2 separate regions of the Homo sapiens genome follow, and region 1 is linked to region 2. Evidence: chromatin loops called from intact Hi-C (ENCODE). Cell type or tissue: GM12878. All regions are shown on one strand. Links, peaks and the distances in the headings refer to the core of each region. The heading gives the core; the rest is flanking DNA. Region 1 overlaps CTNNA2 (catenin alpha 2). Region 2 has its middle 550 kb from the start of LRRTM1.

Region 1 (11,920 bases), core at 1,819-9,818, 320 kb before region 2:
ATGTGCGTCACCACGCCTGGCTAATTTTTGTATTTTTAGTAGAGATGGGGTTTCACCATGTTGGCCAGGCTGGTCTCAAACTCCTGACCTCAGGTGATCCGCCCACATCAGCCTCCCAAAGTGCTGGGATTACAGACGTGAGCCACTGTGCCGGGCCTCTCTGTGCCTCAATTTTCTCATCTATAAAATGGGAATGATAATGACAGTACCTTCTTCGTGTGGTGTTCTGAGGATAAAACAAAAAAAGATAGAGCTTATAAAAAAGTGTTTGCACAGTTAAAACTCACACATTCCAACTCTTGCGTCATTTCAGGTGCTGTGAGAATTGAATAAAATAATATTAGAACTTTTGAAAGTACCTTAAGCACTGCATAGGTATCCAGGATTTCCTTGAATGCAAACTTCTCTAAGAATCCTGCAAGAACTATGGAGTTTTAAAAAAAATCCTTTTGTCACCCTTCTAACATTTTTTGAAATTTGGGAGGTAGTAGAATATGGTCATTGTACAAATTGTCTATGGACATGTCTGCATTTCAGGGGAAAAAATTTGAGCACTATGACACAGTTGATGGCACCACCCTGAGTGCTCAGGAGAATGTGCTTTTTGTGTCAAAACACAAGGTCTCACTCTTACCCAGAATATTCATGAAAGATGATAGTAATTAGGACTTTCTAATTAAAAGTGTCAGAAAAAATTCTCAGATAACTCACTTTCATAGAGTTGTAAGAAGTGATGACATGAGGATAATTTTTTAAAAAGAAAGCAAAGCAAGTGTAGTATGGGGGAATTCCTGTTGGCTGGACTTTAGAAAACAGGGCACTATTTGTCAAAAAGTGAAGCGTTTGTGGTAGGCCTGTGAGTCTCAGACTTGAGCATGCTTTGGAGCCACCAGAAGGGCTAAAAACACAGATGACTGGGCCCCACCCCCATAGTTTCTGATTTCTGTGTATCCGGGGTGAGGCCTGAGAATTCGCATGCCTGATAAGTTCCCAGGTGATGCTGATGCTGCTGGACTTGTGTTAGATCAGTTTTACCTGAAATCTGCTTTATCTTAAGTGGCAGCTGGGGAGTCTTTTAGAAACAGGAATTGTCAGGCCCATTGCAGAGCTCTGGAATCAGAATCTTCTGGTGAAATGTAGGTTTAGCAAGCACACCAGGTGATTCTTATGATGGGGCAAAGTTGGGAGTCATTGGGAGAGAGAGGACATCTCTGAGGCCTCTCCCTGGTTGGCCTCTATAAAGGAGAAAGCAAAGCTGATGGACCCAGACCAATGCCTTAGAAGAGAAAGAGGCACTCATTTACCTGGAAATACTCTAACTGAATTTAAAGTAAATTTAAATGAAATTTCAAATAGGGAGACAGTTCTCCACCAGGGCTGCATATTAGGATTAGCTGGAGAGGCTTAAAATGCCCACGTCTTGTCCATACACAAGGGCGAGTACATCAGAATTTATGAGTGTGGGTCCCAGGCATCAATATCTTTAATATTTCTCAGACATTTTCAGTGTGCATCCAAATTTATGAATAACAGAAATATGGAAGCTTGTAACTTGGTCTCCATTTTGCAGCAAATTAGCTGCATGACCAAGGGAAAATTTTCTTATAGAATCAATTCTTCTTGGTAAATGGATGGAGATGTGGGGCACATGAGAAAGGAAATGAGAGTTTGTTTGGAATAGATCAGTGGTTCTCAACCTTAGCTGTATTTTTGTTGTTGTTGTTTGTTCGTTTGTTTTGAGATGGAGTCTCGCTCAGTCGCCTAGGCTGGAGTACAGTGGCGTGATCTTGGCTCACTGCAACCTCTGCCTCCTGGGGTTCAAGCAATTCTCCTGCCTCAGCCTCCTGAGTAGCTGGGACTACAGGCACTCACCACCATGCCTGGCTAATTTTTTGTATTTTTAGTAGGGATGGGGTTTCACCGTGTTAGTCAGGATGGTCTTGATCTCCTGATCTCGTGATCTGCCTGCCTCAGCCTCCCAAAGTGCTGGGATTACAGGCGTGAGCCACCGTGCCCAGCCCTTAGCCATACATTTCTAACAAGCCCCCAGGTATTGCCCTTGCTACTGGCCTGTGGACAATGCTCTGGGTACCAAAGCTGCCGTCCAAACTGTCTCACACTGAAATGTGAGCCCAACTCCACACTTCAGGCATGATCATGAATCTCATGGGTTCTACCACATAGAAGGTGCAACCCCCACCAAAAAAATAAATAAATAAATAAATAAAAATAAAAATAAATTACTCATTCCAGAGAGGGCTTTTTTCTTCAAAGTAGACCCTTTGGGAGTTTTTGCCCAGATTGGAGGGCTGCTGCCTCTGACATGTTTTTACACTGATTCTTCGTGAGTCTCTAACATATTCTTTGGAACATTCTCAAACTTTGTAGCTCTTCAGTCCCTGAGGACAGATTAGACTTTTGGAAAAGCTGTATCTGGTGGAATAATGAATGGTGACATAGGGGTTATGTAAACATAAATAAACAAGTATTAAGAGATGAGAAATAAAAAGATCCTTCTCTTTGAAGAACACAACCAGAAAGGAACTTGGGAAATACGAGCAGAGATGGCTTCCTTGATCAGTGGCAAAGATTGCTGGGATTGGAGCATCTGGGGCAACTCATGTCCTGGTGGGCAGGCAGACAAACACCAGAGTAGTTTTTATAGGTATACCATCATACTTTGGGGTCAGCCAACTTTTATTGGTAAGAATAGTAACTATTTTCAGATTTGTAGGCCACATGGAGTCTCACAGATTTTTCTGTATGTAGGTGTTTTAACCGCCCTTTATAAGTGTAAAACCATTCTTAGCTTTAAAACCATACAAAAACGAGCCACTGGCTATATTTGGCCCATAGACATAGATTGTTACTCATAGTTTATAACTAAATACCAATGGAAAAGTATATCTATGTGTACATAATCTGTTGTGAAATAATAGGTATTAAGACATTTGAAAGTTAAATTTTCTGTCTTCAGGGAATGCTAAAACAATAATTGCAATTATTGCTTATTTAACTAAGCACTTACATTGATGAAGACCTCCAAATAGTTTTATAGCCCTCTTTTGTTCTCTCCCTTTCTCTAGGTGCACCTGAAAAATATTATTGGTGTTCACACAATGAGTATGCTTGCTAAACTTGGATCCCACAAAAGATTGCAGAGCCTATTTGAGGCAACAGCCTGGGGTTAAATAACGAAACAGCCAGCCTCTAGAGCACAAAACTAAACAGAAGCAAGTTACATAGAATTTCATTGCTTGCTTCTCTCTGGTACTATTAGTCAGAACACCAACTTAAGCTTTATTTCACGTAGCAGATTGAAAGGTCAGACTGGCCATTCACCCAGACTGATTCAGCGAGGGGGGTAAAAATGACCTACTGAGGATGAGAGTAAAACATTTCACTTGTAGAGAGTTGCTAAGGTGAGGCACATTTGAAGGGCACCATGGGGCTTGGCCTGCTCCTACGGGTGTTGGTTACAAGCATAACTTTGGCTCGGGGTTTGTGTACACTTCTGAAAGTGCAGCTGCGCCTTTCATCTAGAGCTAGCCATGGTCTCCTGAGAGCCTGAAGGTGAAAGCAAATGCATCTGTGGTCCACTACTGACCATGGCTCTGGACTGTGAGGGATGCATCTGCTGCCCAACAAGGCAGCAGTGGTTACTCGAAGGTCACCTTGGAAAAAAAGGGACTCCATGTGGCAGAGCCCTTTCTGAGAGGGCGTGAAATAACCCCAGGTGACGTGAAATAACCCTCCTGCCCACCCCCGGCACTGCTCTGCCCTGCTTTCTGAGCATCATGGAAATATTAGATTTCAGAGCTGAGCAAGGAGCTGTTGCAATTGCAGCCCTCAGTAGCAGTTTGTGGCCCATAAAAGGAAGAGTTGTAGGGCACTCAACAAGGGAGCTTCCAGCTCGGGAGAGACTTGTGAGAGCACTGGTTATCAATGAAAACCAGGAGGCCTTGTCAGACTGTGTATGTGTTTTGCAGGACACAGACAGGAAGAAACTAATAGTTGCAGGTATGATGAAAGTGGGGAGACCTTCCTGATGGGTTAGTGACATTAGATAGCCAGGAAACGTTGTTCATAAGTGGTATTAAGCAGAGGAGAACTTGAAGCAGGTGTCAGGAACCAGAGTATGAAGTCATATAAAGAAAGCAGAACTGGGATGAGCCTGACCACGTGGGAGGAGGATTTGAGAGTATCAGAGATGGTGCTGCAATACTTGGATGGTTTCGATAGCACTGTTTAATGAGCCTAAGACAGCAGATATGGAGAACTCTTTGATTTTTTCCCTCTCTGATGACTGAGGGATCTGGCCTACCACCTGGTCTGGGAATGGATGGGATTGCTCCCAGGGGAAAAGCATGGAAAAAGGGAGCTGTGCTTTGCACCCAAAGAAGCTTGAACTTATACACTAAGGAGAGAATTAAAACTTCATGAGAGAACATGGGGGAAAATGCAATAAAGATCTGAAAGAAAAGAAGAGGTGGCACTAGAGCTCAGGTAAGATGGAGTGAACAGGTTTGAGGGGTTGAGCTTGGAAAGAGTCCATGAGGCAATGCAGGTAATAGGAGGCAGGGGTTACAGGTTCTGAGGGCAGGGAGGGAGCTGTTAAGGGGAATGAGTTGGTTCAAAGGTCATTTCTTTAGTCAGTTCCCTGGTGCGGTCAAGGACAGCAGTCAGGTTGTCTCCCCTACCCCATATTCCCATTGCTGTGATTTACTTAGGAACCCTCTGGAGTTGTGACACAGGTTCCCAGGACTTCTCCTTCGGGCAGTAACCATTGCAGTGGCCAGACCAGGTGTTTACCAAGGGGCCAATGAGGACTAGTACCTTCTATTAGATATACTCTAGGGCTTTGTCTTGGGCTACCCATACAGACTGCTAAAGCCAGGAATGGAGCAGTAAGTGATAAGGAAGTGGATATCCAAGAAGGATACGGCCACAGATGAAAGGCTGCACAATTGGCCTCTTGGTTAGAGAGGCCTCTAGAGTGATCCTCCAGTTTCAGGAAGAGGTTGTTGATGGTGCTACATTGAGAGGTAAGCCAGATGGCAGTACTGACTCAGAATTGCTTCTCTGTTCACCTGCAAACTTCTTTTGTCAATGTTTGGGATGGTGGAGAATATCCTAGAGGTCCTTCTGGGTCTTCTGCTCCATGCCTATCTCCTCCTGGTTTTTTATTTGTTTGTTTGTTTTCTGGCCCCAGAACTTTGTGCTTTAAGGAGACCTGGGAGGGGCACATATTTTTATTCTTTAAGAACCTGTGCTTCTCCTCGATCCACTTAACTTTGATTTTACTTGTGTCATAAATACTATAAGTTGATACTTCTCTCATTTCCTGCTATGACGATGCTTTGGCATATTTGACAGGTCTGAAAAAATTAAATGGTTAAATCTCACCAAGTTTTCATCTAAACTGGGGGTTGGCAATCTTCTTCTGTAAAGGGATAGTAAGAGATCTTGGCTTGTGGGTCATATGGTCTCTGTCACAACTACCCAAATCTGCCATTGTCATGCAAAAGCAGTCATAGGCAATATGTATAAAAGGGTAAAGATGTGTTCCAATATGACTTTATTTATAGAAACAGGTGGTCAGAGGAAGAAAAGACCAAAGAACTTTTAGATAGGGTTGACAGAGTTTAAGGAAAAAACTCCTTGTCCTTATGTATTTCCCCAAAAGCCTGCCTGGGGAGCCTGAAATTTCAACAGTATATGGTAGTCCCCCCTTATCCATAGTTTTGCTTTCTGGAGTTTCAGTTACCAGTGGTCTGAAAATATTAAATGGAAAATTTCAGAAATAACTCATACATTTTAAATTGAGTGCCATTCTGAATAGCATAATGAAATCTTGCACCCTCTAGCTCCATCCACCCTGAATGTCAATCCTCCTTTGTCCAGCATATGCACTGTAGAGGCTATGTGCCCCTTCGTCACTTAGTATCCTTCTTGGTTATTAGATCTGCTGTAGAGGTATCCCAGTGCTTATGTTCAATTAACCCTTATTTTACTTAATAATGGCTCCAAAGTGCAAGAGTAATAATGCTGGGATATTTTTACAATTGTTCTATTTTATTACTAGTTATTGTCAATCTCTTACTGTTCCCAGGTTACAAATTAAACTTTATCGTAGGTATGCATGTTCAGGAAAATACATTATGTATATAGGGCTTGGTACTATTTGTGGTTTCAGGTATCTGCTGAGGTTCTTGGAAGGTATTTCCCATGGATTAGAAGGAACTACTGTTTGGTTTGTGTGTGTGTTTTTTTTAAAGCTCGAAAGGGCTCAGGAACATCTTAATTAGATTAAGGTGTTATATTACCTAGGAGAAGAAAATATGACCTTAGTGAATAGTTACTTTGATTAATCAATTAGCATCTTTTTCTAGGTAAACCAACAGCGATAAGAAAGAGCTGTACCCCAGAGGTAAGGGCAGATGGGAGCAGGAGGTAAGAAAGCACCCATGACAGGGAGGCTGCCTTGGAACTACGTTTATAGCTACTGTTTACAAGGTCTTGAACGGGGAGCCATGGGAGCCACAAGGATGAAAATAAAAATACAACCATTATCCTCAAAGATGTGGAAATTTAGTTGAAGATACATGATAGCTATGTGTGTATCTTTGATTTATACATCTAATTCCGTGTGTAGGTATCCTCCATCCATATAATAAATAATGGATAAGGCAATAGTATGTGGTAAGTTGCAATGGGTAGCACAGCCAGTAAGCCTGAAGGTGTTTGGAAGAGATCTATTTCTACTGGTTGTGTGAATGGGATGCCTTCAGCAACACGTGGATTTTGAATTGAACCTTGGAAGATTGCTAGTTTAATTGGCGGAGGCATCCCCTCCGCAAAAAAAAGAAGGCAATGTGGGACATAAACTGGGGACTCCTGACTGTTTTCCTTATTCTGTGTGAAGCGGGCTGTAGTCACAGATCCAATATTGGTTAGGATGGTTAGATTCATCCTGCATTGTGGATATGGCCTTGACTCCACACTTCCACTTGTCATCTGGAAATGTAGGAGACCAGGTTTTAGAGAATAGCTGCACTTACTTATTCATCTGGATCTTCATTCTGGAAACGTTCCTTGGCTTCCGTTAAATGTCAAGCACCGGATGGTTCAGTGCAGCCCTCCTGCATTGCCAGAGATGGATCCTGGAGTTTTCATCCTGCTAATATGCAGCCCACATATATGAAGGTCAACATGTTGTATTCACTGGAAATAAGTTGAGATTTCATTTACTTACATGAGATGCTGAAAACTAAGTAATAGTGGAGAGTTGCAAGGTTTTAGTTCCTCCATGTAAAGATGGAGAAAACAAAATCCCCTGATGCCTTTAGTAATTAAAAGGGCATTACATTCCCGGCATGGTTTAAGGTAAGACATGATAAGCCTCTCCTATCCTTTTCACATAACCACACATTATTGATGAGCCAGCATCAAGAAGGCATTAGGTGATGCTTTATTGTATTATTTTAAGCCACTGAGGTTTTTATATATGAAGGGCATAGATTTATGCTGAGTGATTCAGCTATGAAGCGGGCACATCAATTTGTTCATGAATGTGAGCTGGTGATTACCTACATTAAAGTCACCAGGGCAGACTGATCACTTTAATTTGGGCAGAGGCATGCAAACAGCATTTGCTAGTGGTGTGTGTATCCCTAAGAACACAGGCAAAAGAGCTGCTCTTCATCCCAGAAGAGCTCTAGAAAATGCAGATTTGTGTTTTTATAGATGTATAACTGTAGTCAAGGGTACAATGCCTGGTGGGACCATGAACAAATTTCTTCGTTGTACCATGTGGCAGGATGTTGTATAAGGTTCACTTGATATTAGCTGGTGTATGCTAATTTGATGATAAACTTATTTGATTAACTGATACAGAAAAGTTATACTTCCTCCTAATTCTAGATCATAGAACTGAGTGCCCTCCTATGTATGACTAAGTTATGACAAATTGAGTGGTCTTCTATACAACATGAAGAGAGTTTGTGGGAGTTAGTAAATTCAAAAAATTGGAATTCAGCAACTGTGATCCCAGATATGTGTGGAGGGGTAAAGTAGGGATTCTGTCCTGCAAGAATTCAGTCTAGCTGGGAAAATGTGAAGTGGCTACTTGAGCAATCCTGATTTGCACTTGTGGTTTATAGAACGAATAGTTAGAAGGACATTCGGATGATATGTTGGTGGAGAAGTCAAGAAGAAACAGTGTTGAGGAATATGGGATGCAATGCTGGTAGCACTGGAAAATTGGCAATTCACTTATTCCAGGGACCTTTCAGCAAGGACTATGGTCACAGGTAAACAAGTGCCATAACAATTTTCCTGATGCAGAAATTTCACTTCCGACAGGAGCAAAAACTAGATGCCTAAAGATGTGTATTACTTTGTTTTTGGTAATAGCAAACATTGGAGACTCCCCTAAATGCATGACAGCAAGGAATTAATTTACCAAACAATGAGGCAACAACATTAGGGAATCTTATTCAATAATTAAAAAATATTGGTTAGAAGTGTATATAAAATCTATAAAATATTTGGGATCTAACGGGTTGAAATAAGCAGTGACAAAAAGAATTATAACTTGAGAATTGTAACTTTATACAAAACTAAGGGGTAAACTACGCAAGTGATCACATAGAGCTCCCTTCGGTTTTTATCATTGTCTTCCCCTTGTTTCTTTTGTAAAACTCATCACAATATAAACTTTTAATGCATTACTTTGCTAAATTCTGTCTTCCCACCAAAATATAAGCTCATCTAGGGCATAAGTAATATTTTACTTGTATCTTCCATGTCTGTCATATATAGGCACTCAATATTTATTGAATGAGTGATCAATGATTGGATAATGTCATTCAAATATATTTTCACTTTTATAGTGACCTTTCAATAAATTGCATCTTATGGCGGTAACATTTGTCAAGTCATTACTGGGTGCTGGGTTAACTAATCTCTTATTGCAACATTGTAATATTTTATATTTATATTTTATAACTGAGACACAATTGAGGCTCAGAGATGCAACACGTCTCACCCAGCTGGTGAGAATAAGAGTCAGAACATAAACCCTGGGCTGCTTGACTGCAAAGGCCAGGTCTTACCAATTATGATTTTTAAAATTAAACTATATAGAATGACCAAGAGTGCCAGATGCCTTATAGAGGTCATTTAAAACAGAGGCAAGAAAAAGTGATTCCACTTCCTCCTGTCCCCCAGTGTACTTAAGCCCCCAGCTGCTGACATCCACTGAGCATCCTTCCCTGATCAAATTATCCCTGCTGTTTAAGTTTCCTCTATCCTGTAGAACTGCAGTGACTGTTAATCAGGCTGATAAACTTATGCCAGTGTGTAGCTGCTCATTTTAAAATGATTCCATAATACCTCAGCAGGAAAGCGAGACAACTCCTACAATATTCTTCTGGGCAGCCAGACTTGACTCTCCTCAAGTCCAATTTTGATGGTGGCCATTTAGCCTATTCCTATGCCCATCTTCCTGGAAGCTGATCATCGAAGGCTGAGCCTGTTTTTCTACCAGCTGCTTCTGTCTTGCCTCTCAAAGGTTTCAGGGAGGTTTATCATTTCCACTGTTATTGAATTGTGAAACTCCATCTGTATTATAGGAGTCATGTTCTGTAGGAACCTTGTGGTTCTCTAGAAGATAGGCATATATGTTAACATCTTCGTGTGTACTAATTACATCAGCACAGATAAATGAATAAACCTTCAGATGGAGACCGCAGCACTTTTCATTGTGATGATAGTTTTAGAGAAAAATGTTTTGCGTGAAATCTGTGCCACCATCCTCTCTGTGGTTTTATATGGCCACATGACTGACTATAAATTCAAGTAATTCCCCTTGAATTTATTTAAATAAATTCATTTTATTCTCAAATTTACAGTGATGATGAAATATTAACATGAGGAGCAAGTGCTTTATGGACCTTCGAATTGCTATTCTGCTTTATTTCAATAGTGTGTTCTTAAAACACCAATATGATACCTGAAGCTGTAAAAATTAATGAAATGATTCAGTGTTTGGGAGTTGAATGCAGTGAATATTTGCTGGTGTTTCAAACAGAACAGAATCACAAATATTAAAAAATGTAATTTGATTTCCGAGGCCAGAAAAAGGGAAAATGTTCTCATTTTTCTGATGTACTTCATATCACGTTGGAGTTAAATGCCTAAATACTTTATTAGCAGAGGTTTTTAATGTCTAATTGAAGCTCAGCCTTCCAGGCATTTTGGCTTTTCTTGTGAGTGTTCAAACAAGACTGTGGCTCTTTTGAGACAGAGCTGCTTTTCTGTGGCGGTGTCCACACAAAACTGAATTGTACAGCCACGATGTAGTTTATCAAGATCTGTGAGCTGTGTGGGGTTTTCTTTGTGTGATTAAAAAACATCTTGCCTTTTTAAATGGTCACTATACATTTTACTTTAACTTCTGGGATACGTGTGCAGAATGTGCAGGCTTGTTACATAGGTATACATGTGCCATGGTGGTTTGCTGCACCCATCAACCCATCATCTAGGTTTTAAGCCCCACATGCATTAGGTATTTGTCCTAATGCTTTCCCTCCCCTTGCATCCCACCCCCTGACAGGCCCCAGTGTGTGTTGTTCCCCCTCCCTGTGTCCATGTGTTGTCATTGTTCAACTCCCACTTATGAGTGAGAACATGCAGTGTTTGGTTTTCTGTTCCTGTGTTAGTTTGCTGAGAATGATGGCTTTCAGCTTCATCCATGTCCCTGAAAAGAACATGAACCCATTCTTTTTTATGGCTGCATAGTATTCTGTGGTGTATATGTGCCATATTTTCCTTATCAAGTCTATAATTGATGGACATTTGGTTGGTACTATGCCTTTGCTATTGTAAATAGTGCTGCATTAAACATATGTGTGCATGTGTCTTTATAGTAGAATGATTTATAATCCTTTGGGTATATACCCAGTAATGGAATTGCTGAGTCAAATGATATTTCTGGTTCTAGATCCTTGAGGAATAGCCACACTGTCTTCCACAATGGTTGAACTAATTACACTCCCACCAACAGTGTAAAAGCGTTCCTTTTCTCCACAGCCTCGCAAGCATCTGTTGTTTCCTGACTTTTTTTTTTTTTTGAAACGGGGTTTTACTTTTGTTGCCCAGGCTGGAGTGCAATGGCATGATCTCAGCTCACTGCAACCTCTGCCTGCTGGTTTCAAGCAACTCTCCTGCCTCAGCCTCCTGAGTAGCTGGGATTACAGGCATGTGCCACCACACCTGGCTAATTTAGTATTTTTAGTAGAGGTGGGGTTTCTCCATGTTGGTCAGGCTGTTCTCGAACTCCCGACCTCAGATAATCCACTCAACTCGGCCTCCCAAAGTGCTGGGATTACAAGCATGAGCCACCACACCCGCCCTGTTTCCTGACTTTTTAATGATCGCCATTCTAACTGGCATAAGATGATATCTCACTGTGGTTTTAATTTGCATTTCTCTAATGACCAGTGATGATGAGCTTTTTTTCATATGTTTGTTGGCCGCATAAATGTCATCTTTTGAGAAGTCTCTGTTCATATCCCTTGCCCACTTTTTGATAGGGTTGTTTTTTTCTTGTAAATTTAAGTTCCTTGTAGATTCTGGAAATTAGATCTTTGTCAGATGGGTAGATTGCAAAAATTTTCTCTCATTCTTTAGGTTGCCTGTTCACTCTGATGCTAGTTTATTTTGTTGTGCAGAAGCTCTTTAGTTTGATTAGATCCAATTTGTCAATTTTGGCTTTTGTTACTATTGCTTTTGCTGTTTTTTAGTCGTGAAGCCTTTGCCCATGCCTATGTCCTGAATGGTATTGCCTAGGTTTTCTTCTAGGGTTTTTATGGTTTTGGGTTTTACATTTAAGTCTTTAATCCATCTTGAGTTAATT
Region 2 (11,920 bases), core at 1,475-9,474:
AAAAACAAATAAAATACTATAGAATAAACAAATTCAGATACATGATGGAGTAGAATATTAAAACAGCATATATATCTTGAAACAAAACATCAGAGTACATAAAAATTGCACAATTTTAGTGGCTGTTTCATGCTTCTTCCCAAAAGTCTTAGGTTATACATCAGCTCCCTACTACTTTGAGGAATGCTTCATTGGAAGAATCTTAGACTTTCTATTTTCATTCATATGTCAGAAATGTGATCATGCCACTGCACTCCAGCCTAGGCAACAGAATGAGACCCTGTATCTAAAAACAAAAACACAATTTTTAAAAAAACACTAATATCAGATTATTAGGCCAAAGAGTTTTCAGTCTTTATTTGCTCCCTCCAGTCGTCTGAAGAACATGTTAAAATGTGGCTCCAGAGTCGGAGCAACGTGGAGCAATACATGTTCCTTGGTGGCAGGTCTAGGATCATGGATTAAGGGACTCTGTGGATTCCTCTGTGGGATTACAAACTCTGTGTGGAGATACCATAAGCTACTGCACATGTCAGGCTGGTCAAGTTGCATCAAGCCTGCTAACAATGACGTTTCTGACTAAAAGCCTAAGATATTTTTTTTTTTCTGGGGGGATGACTGTAAATTTCTCTTCTAAAACTTCCACACAAAACACACTGAAAGTGTTTTCAAGTGGCTCTCTCCTTCAGAAAATCAATGTCAGAAACTTAGACCTAGTTATCTTGTAATACCAGGTTGTACCATTTTGCTCACTTCAAAACTACTTTTATAAGGATTTGCTATTATTTTCTGGTAATGTTCCATTATGTAAATGTCTGGAAACAACTTTCTGTCAAACTCGAGATGCTAGATCAATAGAATAAGTGCATGATCTTATGTCTTGCCAGTTATCTTTCATTATTTGGAAGTTCTCTATTTTCAATTTTCAGAATTAAAAGAGGGCTTATTTTCTAAATACAACCTCGTTAATTCTGACTGTGCTTCTGTAGACGTTGCTGGGCCTTCCCCAATATTAGGATTCGGTGGGCTCTTCTAGAAACACTTGCCACAGACAGCAATTGGAAAATCAGCAGCAACTCTATTTGCTGCTGTATAATATTCCACTGCCCACACCTGAAAAGACAACCTTCATGAATAGCAGAGGGTAGCTGGAAGTTGTCCTGGTAATTACATAGTCATACCCCAGTCATGCTTTTGGGAATGAGCACTATAGCACAGTGGTTAAACATGTGGTCTTTAGTATCGAGCAGATCTAGGCAAATTTATGCTGTGCCACCAAGTTTAATTGTGGGCACATTACTGAAGTAAATCACCATTTCCTAATTTGCAAAATGGGTACTATGAGAATACCAATCTTACAAGTTTCTTGTGGTAATCAATTAAGACCATATTTGTATGATACTTGTTTATAGTCCTAGCACTGGTATTATGCTTATAGTATTCTGGTTTTAGACTTGTTTTGTTGTTGTTGTTATTGTTCCTTAATTTCTACCTATTTCTTTTTGGTAGGACTAAATTTTGAAATGGTCATCCTCAACATTTTTACTGTCAGGCTCTGAAACTTCCTGTGGTCCTGCCAAGCTAAAACTCCTTGTTACCTATTTTGACCAGCCTATTTGGCACTAGACTTTCCTATACCTTCAAGTATGGTTAGGTACTCTGGATTCTGATATCAACTTCATCCCATAACTTGCAGCCACACACATTTTTCTGCACATGAATTGTCCTTCATCTTGTTCCTTTGCTTGCTTACCACCCCAGCCATTACACTCATTGTTCAGCTTGGCCCCGGCCCCTCCTTGTTTACCTTGTTCTATAGCTGTACACCACCTAGTACAGTCTAGTGTATAGGCTAGTGCCAACCCCTAGACTATAAGATCATTCTCTTATATTACAGGAGCTCCTGGATTCTTTAAGTTCTATCATCTTTCTTGACAATATAATAAATAGAACACTGTATCTCAAGAGGAGAAAATAAAATGTGTATGACCTGAAGTCACTAGCTTTTCGACCTTAACTGACAATCTTTGGGACAAAGATTTTCATTTTTCTTGGCACATGCGCAATTGGTAATATTCTATATCCAGATAAGAAGCCATGAGTCTTTTTTTCTCCTCCAACTGGATTTATTCAATATTTGTGTGGTGGATGAGATTCAAGGCAGGAAATTAGGTTGTTTAATGCCAGATTTGCAAGCTGGTTGTTAAGAAGTCCCTATTCAGTGATTTCTTTAAAAGTTTGGGAGAAAACTCAGGGTAGATTTTAGATGAATGCATGCTGTATGAGGAGTGAGGTGATACTCCCCACTCACAATAAGAAGACAACACAACGATTTTATATTCTAGCCCTTGATCATTATCCAGGATAAGTATATATTAAATGCTTGTTACATTCAGAACTTTATGCCAGCTGTAGTGGCTCATGCTTATAATCCCAGGACTTTGGGAAGTTGAGGTGGGAGGATTGCTTGAGGCCAGGAGTTTGAGATAAGTCTGTGAAACATAGCAAGACCCCATCTCTACAAAAATAAAAATAAAAAATTTAGCCAGGCATAGAGGTGCACATCTGTGGTTTCAGCTACTCAGCTGAGGCAGGAAAAAGCTGATGAAACAAAGAGAGTAAACTGTTAATAGTGGAGTCTGGGTGATACATATTTAAATGTTCATGGTAAAATTCCCTCAGTTTTCAATATTATTGAGATGTCAATGTTAAAATGTTGAAAATAATGTTAATAAACAAATATACGTTTGTATCACCATCTCAGTGATTCACTGGTTTGGTAGAATTAACAGATTCATTGAGATGTTATTAATAGGAAAGGACTCATTAAAATACTTGAGACTGTTCTGACAATCAATAGACATAACGCTTTATGCACCAACAGATATATACACACATTCGTGTATACATATTTATATTTATATATCTTAAAGCTATTAGAAATTTGAAGAGAAATTGATACAGGCACAATTATCATTGAATACTTAGGCAAAACTCTCAGATCAGAAATATACATCTGAAGAACATTTTTATCCCAACCCATTCCTGATTTCAAAGTCTGTCCCCCTCTTCTGTCTTCATTTCATAATTATGATCCTGTAATTCATGAACGACCTAAATTAGAATCATTTGGAATATTAATTAAATCTGCAGATTGCAAGAACCACTGTATTAATCTCTAAAGGTTTGAGTCCAGAAATCTGCTCTCCTAGCAATTCTCATGTCTTGGAGCTTAGACCATTTATTGTGGTAAATAAGGAGATAAATTGTCCTATGCTTTTGCATAGTGTATATTAAATACTTGCTACATTCAGAACTGTATCTGACTTCAAATCGCAAGAAGACTCTTTCTTCTAACTCTTATCTAAAACATTCGCTCCACTTGATCATATACCTATTATTTATACTCAGATTCAATTGTTAAAATATATTTCTTCCAATAAAGGCTTTTCCCATTTTAGATTACATATAATACTGAAAGGGTTAGCATGATATTTATATTATTAGCAGGTCCTTCTGGCTCGCAAATGAATTGCTTTTGTAGTCTCCAATCCAACATCCAGTTGAAAGCACATAAAGACAGGAGGCAGGATGAGAAAAGCATGAGAGGATTGGGCATCTGTATGTGAGTGGAAAGGTGAGTAGAGCAAGAAAAAACATCTTTTTTATTTCTGCCAGATGAGTAAAACTTTAAGTCAGGATCCAGTCAGGAGAAAGAAACCACACAAGTAATTAATTTTAACTGAGAGGCCTTAATATAAAGGATTTTTAACTAGGTACAATATTAACTAAGAACCTGAAAAGGCAGTAAGAGGACATCAAGGTATCAATGAGGAAGCAGTTGCAGGAAACAGCTTCCACCACTAGGAGTAAGGTAACAAAGAGAAGATATGAGAATTATTAAAATGTAAACTCTTCGAGGAAGCTAAACTCAGACCACTGAGGAGGGGCTGCTTCTCAGTTGGGGCTGGTGTCTCTGATCTTGGAGGAGGGGGCCTCTTGGGGATGGGGTGCAGAACTCCAAAGGGAAGACACTACTTGGCTACTCAGCAGTAGCCAAGAATGGATAGATGGATAGGTAAGTGAATGAAAAAAAATGGTAAGAATGAAGCAGCTTTCATGATTCTGTGTGAATCGTAGGAAACGTGTTATGATTTCTCATTATAAGTTGAGAGATAGTGTGATAGATAATTTTATGTGTCGACTTGGCTGGGCCACAGTATACCCAAATATTTAGCCAAATACTGTTCTGGATGGTGTCTGTGTTTTGAAGAGGGGACCTTGGAGGAGGGGCCTCATTGGGCTGGGGTGCAGATCTCTGAGGAGGAGTTACTGGCCTCCTGGTGCTGGTTTCTCTCAGTGAGCACAAATAGCTGGTACTGCAAGTGCTGGAAAAACCTGCAAACTGAATTAATATGCTGCTAGGGAAGGAACTGCTGCTATTGGAATAAAGAAACATTGCTCAGCACAACTGACAAGGGCAGAAAGCAAAAAACCAAACCGGGAGGAGTCAGTCCCTCCTTCTGCCAGCCTTGAGCCTCCCTCTACCTCCCCCTCTTGGTAGAGCCTTACAAGAAGCCAGCTGTCACAGCAGAGGTGGTTGCAGAGTTCCAGATAACAGATGACAAGGGCAATTGCCAATTATAATTGAATCACAGGGATCAATTCCAGAGCATCCTCTTTTCCCACAGTTCAGCTGACCAGGACTTCACGCAGACATGTGTCAGGATGTAAAAATGATCTGATTCTAATTAAGGCATAGTTTTTTTTTTATATCATTAACGCTAGGTTTGTACACTCTCATTCATTTTCCAAAATAAAATACTATTATTCATAGGGTTTGAGATTCAAGGTGAACTCAAGAAGTACCCATCCATATGCACAAAAGATTAAGATTTGCATAATTTACAGAAAGTTCTGCAACATTAAAATTCCATTTATTAACTATGAGGCACAGTATAAATGTTTAAGGGAAAATACCTAGCAGAGCATATGTTGTATTAACACCCTGAAAATGTCTGTGATATGGAAGTCCAGGTTCATTTCAGAGGCATTCTGCACAGTAGATTTGTTGTTATGCATAGTGTTATATTGCATTTCATTGCCTTGTGCTACAAGCTGCCTTAGAGAGAGAATTAGAGAAGAAATGACTTTTTAGGCTTTCATCAAACCCAATGATTATTTTCTGTACCTATGGCAAACATAAGAAATTCTCTCAAATAATTTTTCCTTTTGGTTCCTGAAGTCACTGACAGATCCTTGAAAAGCCCATTTTATTTCTTCCTGTTTGTTTTTGAGACAATAAATCGAGGGGCCAAAAAAGTGCCTAAAAGTAAGAGATGATTAGTAAATCTTATTAACTGATATGTGAATGGATAGATGGATAGGTAAGTGAATGAAAAAAATGATAAGAATGAAGCAGCTTTCATGATTCTATGTGAATCATAGGAAACTTGTTATGATTTCTCATTATAAGTTGAGAGATAGTGTGATAGATAATTTTATGTGTCGACTTGACTGGGCCACAGTGTGAACAATATTTAGCCAAATATTGCTCCGGATGCTTCTGTGAGGGTGTTTTTGGATGGAATTAACTTTTAATTTGGCAGACTTAGTAAAGCAAATTGCTCTCCCTAATGTGGGTGGGCTTTGTTAAATCAGTTGGAGGCCTGAATAGAAAAAGAAGAAATGGGACTGACTTTCTTCTGAGTAAGAGAATTCTCCTGAATGCTTTCAAACTGAGCTATTGGCTTTTTCCTGTCTTTGGACTTGAACTGAAACACTGGCTCTCCTTGGGTCTTGAACCTGCCAGTCTTCTAGATAAGGACTACACCATCCATTCTCCTTCTCAGGTCTTTGGACTCAGAATGGAACTTCACCACTGACTCTTCTGTCTCCAAATTGCAGACTCATTCTGTAGGTCTTGGGACTTGTTAGCATCCACAATCATGTGAACGACTCTCTTATAACAAATCTCTCTCTCAATCTCTCTCTCTCTCTCTATATATATATATATAAAATGTATAAAATATATACAAAATATACATTTATAAAAAGATTTGTATTTATATTCATACACATACATCCTATTGGTTCTGTTTTCTGGAGAACTCTGACTAATACAGATAGTGACTCAAATAAATGAAACAAAGAGACAAAATGAAGAACCTCTTGGCTCTTCAAGTTGAACTTGCAATTTGTTTGATTCTTTTCTTCTGTGATGTTACTGTTACAATAATCACTACTATGACAAGCTGCCATTTATTATTCACTATCTGGCAACAATGTACTATCCATTTTACCCATTTTATCTCATTCATTACTTTTGAAACATTTTGAGGAAAAAAGTCCTAGAGCTGAGTGAATAATAACTTGCCTGTGTTACATGTTTAACACACCCTACATTTAAATCTATGCTCTTCTGATTTCAAACTTTAAATTCTTAACCAGTCATGGATCCAACATTAAACACATGGAATGCCTTTAGCCAAACACTTCTTTATTTTCCCTTTTTGGTTTCCTCACTCAGAAATGAGGCATTAAATACGATGTACTTTACTGCCCATTCCAGATCTTCACAGTCTTAAATTCCATGATTCTTAATCAGTAGTTAAAAAGAATGCAGCACTCCAGCTACTACTGGAGCCATGGCCATATGAGTGCAATGTCAAGTACAAGGTCAGCACTTGTTTAGAACCTCACAGTGCTGTGGGTGAGTTAGAAGATCCTCTTACAAAGCAATTTGGAGACCCTTTGACTACCCTCAAGGATTTTACCTATTATTCCTGTGTGATTGTTGCCTCTAGTAATTTTACACTATTAATCTAGCTAAGTAGATAAAATGTGGCCTTAGAATTTTTTTTTTCTTTTTTTTTTTTTCTTTGCACTCTTTCTTTCTTCTTTGAATATCTCATGGTTTGGTGATGTCTTTTTTATCCTCTGGGTCCTCCTTTCCCCACTGCACTCCCATCCCAAGGACCCTGACTCCTGGATCCTGCCCCATGTGCTTCACCTTTCCTGCTCTGGATGTCCTAAACACCAAGGCTTCAGCATCCACTCATTCTTTATCTCATTTATTATCCCCCTGGGATGCTGAAAACAAATCTGGCAGACTAAACAGGTTTTCCAATGAGTATGTTACACAGATTGTTAAAATTTATTGTTATCAAGAAAAAGAGGTTTTATTGCCAGGTAACTTTAGAAAAGATAAAATTAAACACAACTGTGCTAGTTTCCTTGCTGCAGAACTCCTCAGTGCCTTTAATGTGCAAATGTGTCCAACTAAACTTCAAGAGTAAGTTTATGTAATAGATCTCACATTTTATTTTATCCTGTAGCCCTCTTTGCTCAGTCCTGTAGGACTTTGCTTGGTCCTGTGGGACTAAAGTTCTGTGGAACACATTTTGGGAAATGGTAAAGTATACCCGACATATAAATGAGTAAGTGCATTCGCCTTTCTAGAACACATATTTAAAAAGAAATTAACTTTCTTTAGTTGATGGGGATAGTTACTGACAACTCTTCTTGCAAGAGAGCAGTCTGTGAGGTAATAACCAGTTAGAGAAAAGTCAAGAAGTTCTGAGTATCTTAATTATCACATGATTTCAAGAAACATTATGCTTCAGTACCCAGGTAAAAGTTTAAGATATTAAAGCAAATTATTCACTTACTAATTCTCAACAATACAAGGCATTTAATTTAGTCTTTGATAAACCATTTTTATAAAACTTAGTCACATCATGTAAATATCTCAGAGCCCAACTTCTAACCTGTGTCAAGTTTTTTGATATTATAGAAATGGTTACAATGAATAATCTGATTCAAATGTAATTTGTTACATATATATGCTATCTGTACCAGATAACATAAGACAAGGAAGTGTAGCTCAAAATCTATGCACATTTTTAATATTGATAGAGTGCTGAATTGTTTTCCCTTAGGTTGGACCAAGTCAATGTTATACATTTAAAACATCTTATTTTAAAAAATTAATTTTATTATGAGATTAAATATTTTATTTAATTTAATTTATTTAATTTATTTAATTTAATTTATTTAATTAATTTATTTAATTTATTTAATTTATTTATTTAATTTATTTAATTTAATTTAATTTATTATCTGGTATAAGCTATATAGACATATTCTTTATCTCCTTTTATGTTGTTTTAGGTTATTATTATTATTTTTATTCATTAAATACAAAGACTTACCTAGAACTTTTTTGGTTTTAGATGTGAGGTAATAATCTATTTTTTGGGACAGGGCATGGTGAGTCATGCCTGTAATCCCAGCACTTTGAGAGGCCAAGGGTGCGGATCACTTGAGGCCAGGAGTTCAAGACCAGTCTGGCCAATATGGTGAAACCCAATCTCTAATAAAAATACAAAAATTAGTCAGGAATGATGGGTGTGCCTGTAATCCCAGCTACTATGGAGGCTGAGCCATGAGAATTGCTTTAACCTATTAAGCAGAGGTTTTAGTGAGCTGAGATCATGCCACTGCCCTCCAGCCTGGGCAACAGAGCAAGATTCCCTCTTAAAAAAATTAAAAAGAAAAAAAATCTATTTCTTTTAACAGATGGTTGCCAAATTTTCTCAATATGATAATAAATTATCCATATTATCTCTACTAAAATCCAATATATTTGGGGACGTTATTTCTAGGTTTTCTAGTTTGTCTGTTTATGCACCGGTACTATATTGTCCTAATTATCTTAGCTCTGATTATATTTTATTATGTTAAATTTCTAAATTATGTTGCCTTATTTTCATATAAACTTTAGGATCACTTTCCAGTTATTAAAAAAAATTAGTATTTTTGTTTGGATTACATAAATTTTTAGAACAATTTAGAAATAATTCACATAGTTGGAGTGTTGAATATTTTTATCCAAGAACACAGCATGTCAAGTAATTAATTTTTGGACTTCCTAAACAGCAATTTATTAAAATGTAAGCGTTATTTGGATTCTGCATAAATCTTTCACTAATTCATATACTTCAGTTACAACAAGCCTGACTCATAAACAGTATAATACAAATATTTTATTAATTATTATCATAGGAGGAGTTATTACTTTTATCATAATTTCTTGGATTTGATAGGGTTTGTTGGTAACCCAGGTCTTGTTTGCAGATATTTTATATCTTAATGGCCAGCTATTCAACTGATATATTATTTTCAATGACTAGAACTTGTTCATAGAGAAAGACATATCTTCAGCAAAAGGGCTAATTCTGGAAAATTCATGTATACAGGGCAAATTAAAATCATTAGAAACAAAATACACAATTGAGAAATGGTTGATCATAATGGAAATTTGACTTGTAAAAATGTGAATCTTTAAAAAGCAGAACATGTTTGAGGATTTCTGTTGGATTTTAAAGCTTCGATTAATGCTATTTGATTATCAATGGCATAGAAAGGAAGCAGAGCCAATTCTAAATAAAATAATGATGTATATAATCTGCTTATCTATAATTAGAGCTAGGCACTAATATTTGGCAATGGTTTTAAATAGTTTCCTGATACTCTCCAGGGTTGATCTGTTAATTAGCTGATAGGTAAATTGGTTAGAAAATAAGTTGTTTGAAATACTTTTTCATCACTGGTCTCATATTGTATGGAGGGTGACGAAGAAAATTCCTGACAGCTGAGATGTGGGGAGATAAGACTAAAAAGCAAAGGGGGAAGATATGGTATCTGCGGACTTAGCTCTTGGCAAGACCTATTCCCTATGTTTAGCATATGGCACTGTCTTGCTCTGGGGCACAGGCCTTTATGCCCTCATAGTAATCTTTGACATTAGCTTTTTTAGTGGCTTGCATTGGACATCCACTGTTGGAGTTCAAAAATAACTTAGGTTCCTTTTTTCTCTTCCCTGTCTGGGTTCTGAACATGCTGAGACATGAAGAGTAGGAAAGCTAAGAGATTAAATATCAGCATCATTCTTCAGAAAGGCTAAGAAACAGTCACTTTGCTGTGGAAGCCAAATGGGCCACTTACTTGAATACCAGGAGCAGGCAGATATACCAAAGGAGACATGATCATCCAAAGCCCACATAAGAGCTGGTCCCTGGAGAAGCAGGCAAAAATATTCCCTTTCTGAGTTTGACTCACTTTCAAGGAGAAGGGCTTAGCTGAGTCAAGCATGCCCAGTTATACTCATTACATTTACCAAACAGCAATGTTCTCTATCTCGCCAATGAAAAAGCAAGGAAATGAGTACAGATACGTTTGGGAGAATCCTTATGAAACCTGGGAGGTTAAAAAGCTGCACTCCATGCAAGCATCCTGGTTTTTGTTTTGTTTTTTGTCTTTCGTGTTTTTTTTTTTTTTTTTTTTTTTTTTGGCCTACTTGGTCCCTAGGCCAAAGAGATGTAGGAGAAATGCCTCAGCAAGAAGAAACTAGATGCATTTTTACCCTACAATTTCTATGTTCTCTGATCATCTTAACTCATAGAATGAGATGCTCACTACAGATGCTCATTACGTTGAAAAGGCAGCAGGCAATTCTAGACTTTCCTTAAAACTTGAAATTTAACCAATAACAGACTTTTATCTAATATTTCTTGTTGTTAAGTAGTTAGAAAAGTAATTTTACTGTTTAGTTGATAAAATAGCCAGATGTTTTTCAAGTGACATTCTCCCAGTTAACATCTAGCTGACATAAACAAAGAAACTGTTAGTCATCAGAGTTAGGGCTATAGATGCAAATATTTGGTCCTTATCAGAGCACTAGTTTAGGAATAACATACACTTGAGTAGACTCTGAGGGCTGTTCTGATGCAAGATTTGTCTACAATTACATATAAGACAAACGACAGGAAGAGAACATTATATAAGGGTGGGGGGGGGCATCACTCAAAAGCCATTACACTCTGGAAAAACACACACACACATCTTTAGGTTAAGAATAATAAATGTCTGCTTGTTTAGCTATGTAAACAGCTATGGACTTTTTTGCTTTGAAAATCACATAGCAAGAGAAATAGTCACATGTTTTGAAGGAAAAGAATTGATAAAATGCTTACTTTGGCCTGGATTCCTTAGCAATCAGCCTCTGACCCAAGCAGGAAACACATGCAGAGTGAACACGCTATTGAAATAAAGGCCTGGGTATGAAATTATTCACACCCTTATGCCCAAAGGTACGTGTGTTCATAGCGTGTTCCTAGTTTTTCTTATTGATAATTTCTGAGGCTGCTGCTTCTTTCTTTTACCACTGATTGACTAAAAGTCCCTTCAAATTATTTATATTACATTCCCAGTGGACATATTATTAAATATCATACACTGAAAGACGAGATGTCAAGTCTCTCATCACTTTCATGGAGGTAGGAATTCTTGGTAAACTAAAATCTAGCGTGTGTTGTTTTTTTTTAAGACAGTTTTGTTCTCTTGCCCAAACTACATTGCAGTGGCAGGATCATAGCCCAATGCAGCCTTGATCTCCTGGGCTCAAGCGATCTTCCCCACTGTTTCCCAAGTACCTGGGACACAGGTGCATGCCACAGTGTCCTACTAACCTTTAAAAAAATTTTTTTAAAGGCAAGTTATTGCTTTGCTGCCCAGGCTGGTCTTGAACTCCTGGTTTCAAGCAATCCTCGCACCTCAGCTTCCCAAAGTGTTGGGATTACAGGCATGAGCTACCATGTCCAGCCTAGTGTGTATCATTATTGAGTGACTTGGTGCTCCTCAATCAACATAGTGGCAAAAACAGCCAAGTTGTAAGTGGCACATGCTTTATAGGTGGGAGAAAACCAACAAAGATGTATTATTCTGTTGATCTGTCTGTTAGAATGTGCCCAATAGTCAATATTCTTAGTCATAATATGAACATGTTTGCTTTGGAGCAAAACTATTGATTAAATATACACATAAACATATACACACACACTATATATATAGATAGATA

The links. Hi-C counts contacts between places; a loop is a spot of excess contacts. Peaks named below come from ENCODE experiments on the same cell type or tissue, not always from the same donor. Only the 100,000 strongest peaks of a DNase experiment are listed, where the experiment ranks them.
Region 1: it touches region 2 in a loop (4-fold over the local background); 2 of 110 quality-filtered maps call a loop at or near these places.

The regions. Positions count from the first base shown.
Region 1 is chr2:80,526,476-80,538,395 of GRCh38, forward strand. The region is part of intron 9 of CTNNA2 (catenin alpha 2); the gene reads left to right. Among named protein-coding and RNA genes, the nearest start is that of LRRTM1, 230 kb to the left of the region's middle. RefSeq lists a silencer at 3,423-3,472 and an enhancer at 3,933-4,062. In GM12878, for the core only: a CTCF peak has its summit at 5,053; DNase peaks (open chromatin) are centred at 3,316 and 4,136; H3K4me3 peaks cover 1,957 bases; H3K27ac peaks cover 3,006 bases.
Region 2 is chr2:80,848,384-80,860,303 of GRCh38, forward strand. No RefSeq gene overlaps it. Among named protein-coding and RNA genes, the nearest start is that of LRRTM1, 550 kb to the left of the region's middle. In GM12878, for the core only: a CTCF peak has its summit at 4,556 (motif pointing left); no DNase peak of the experiment used is centred there.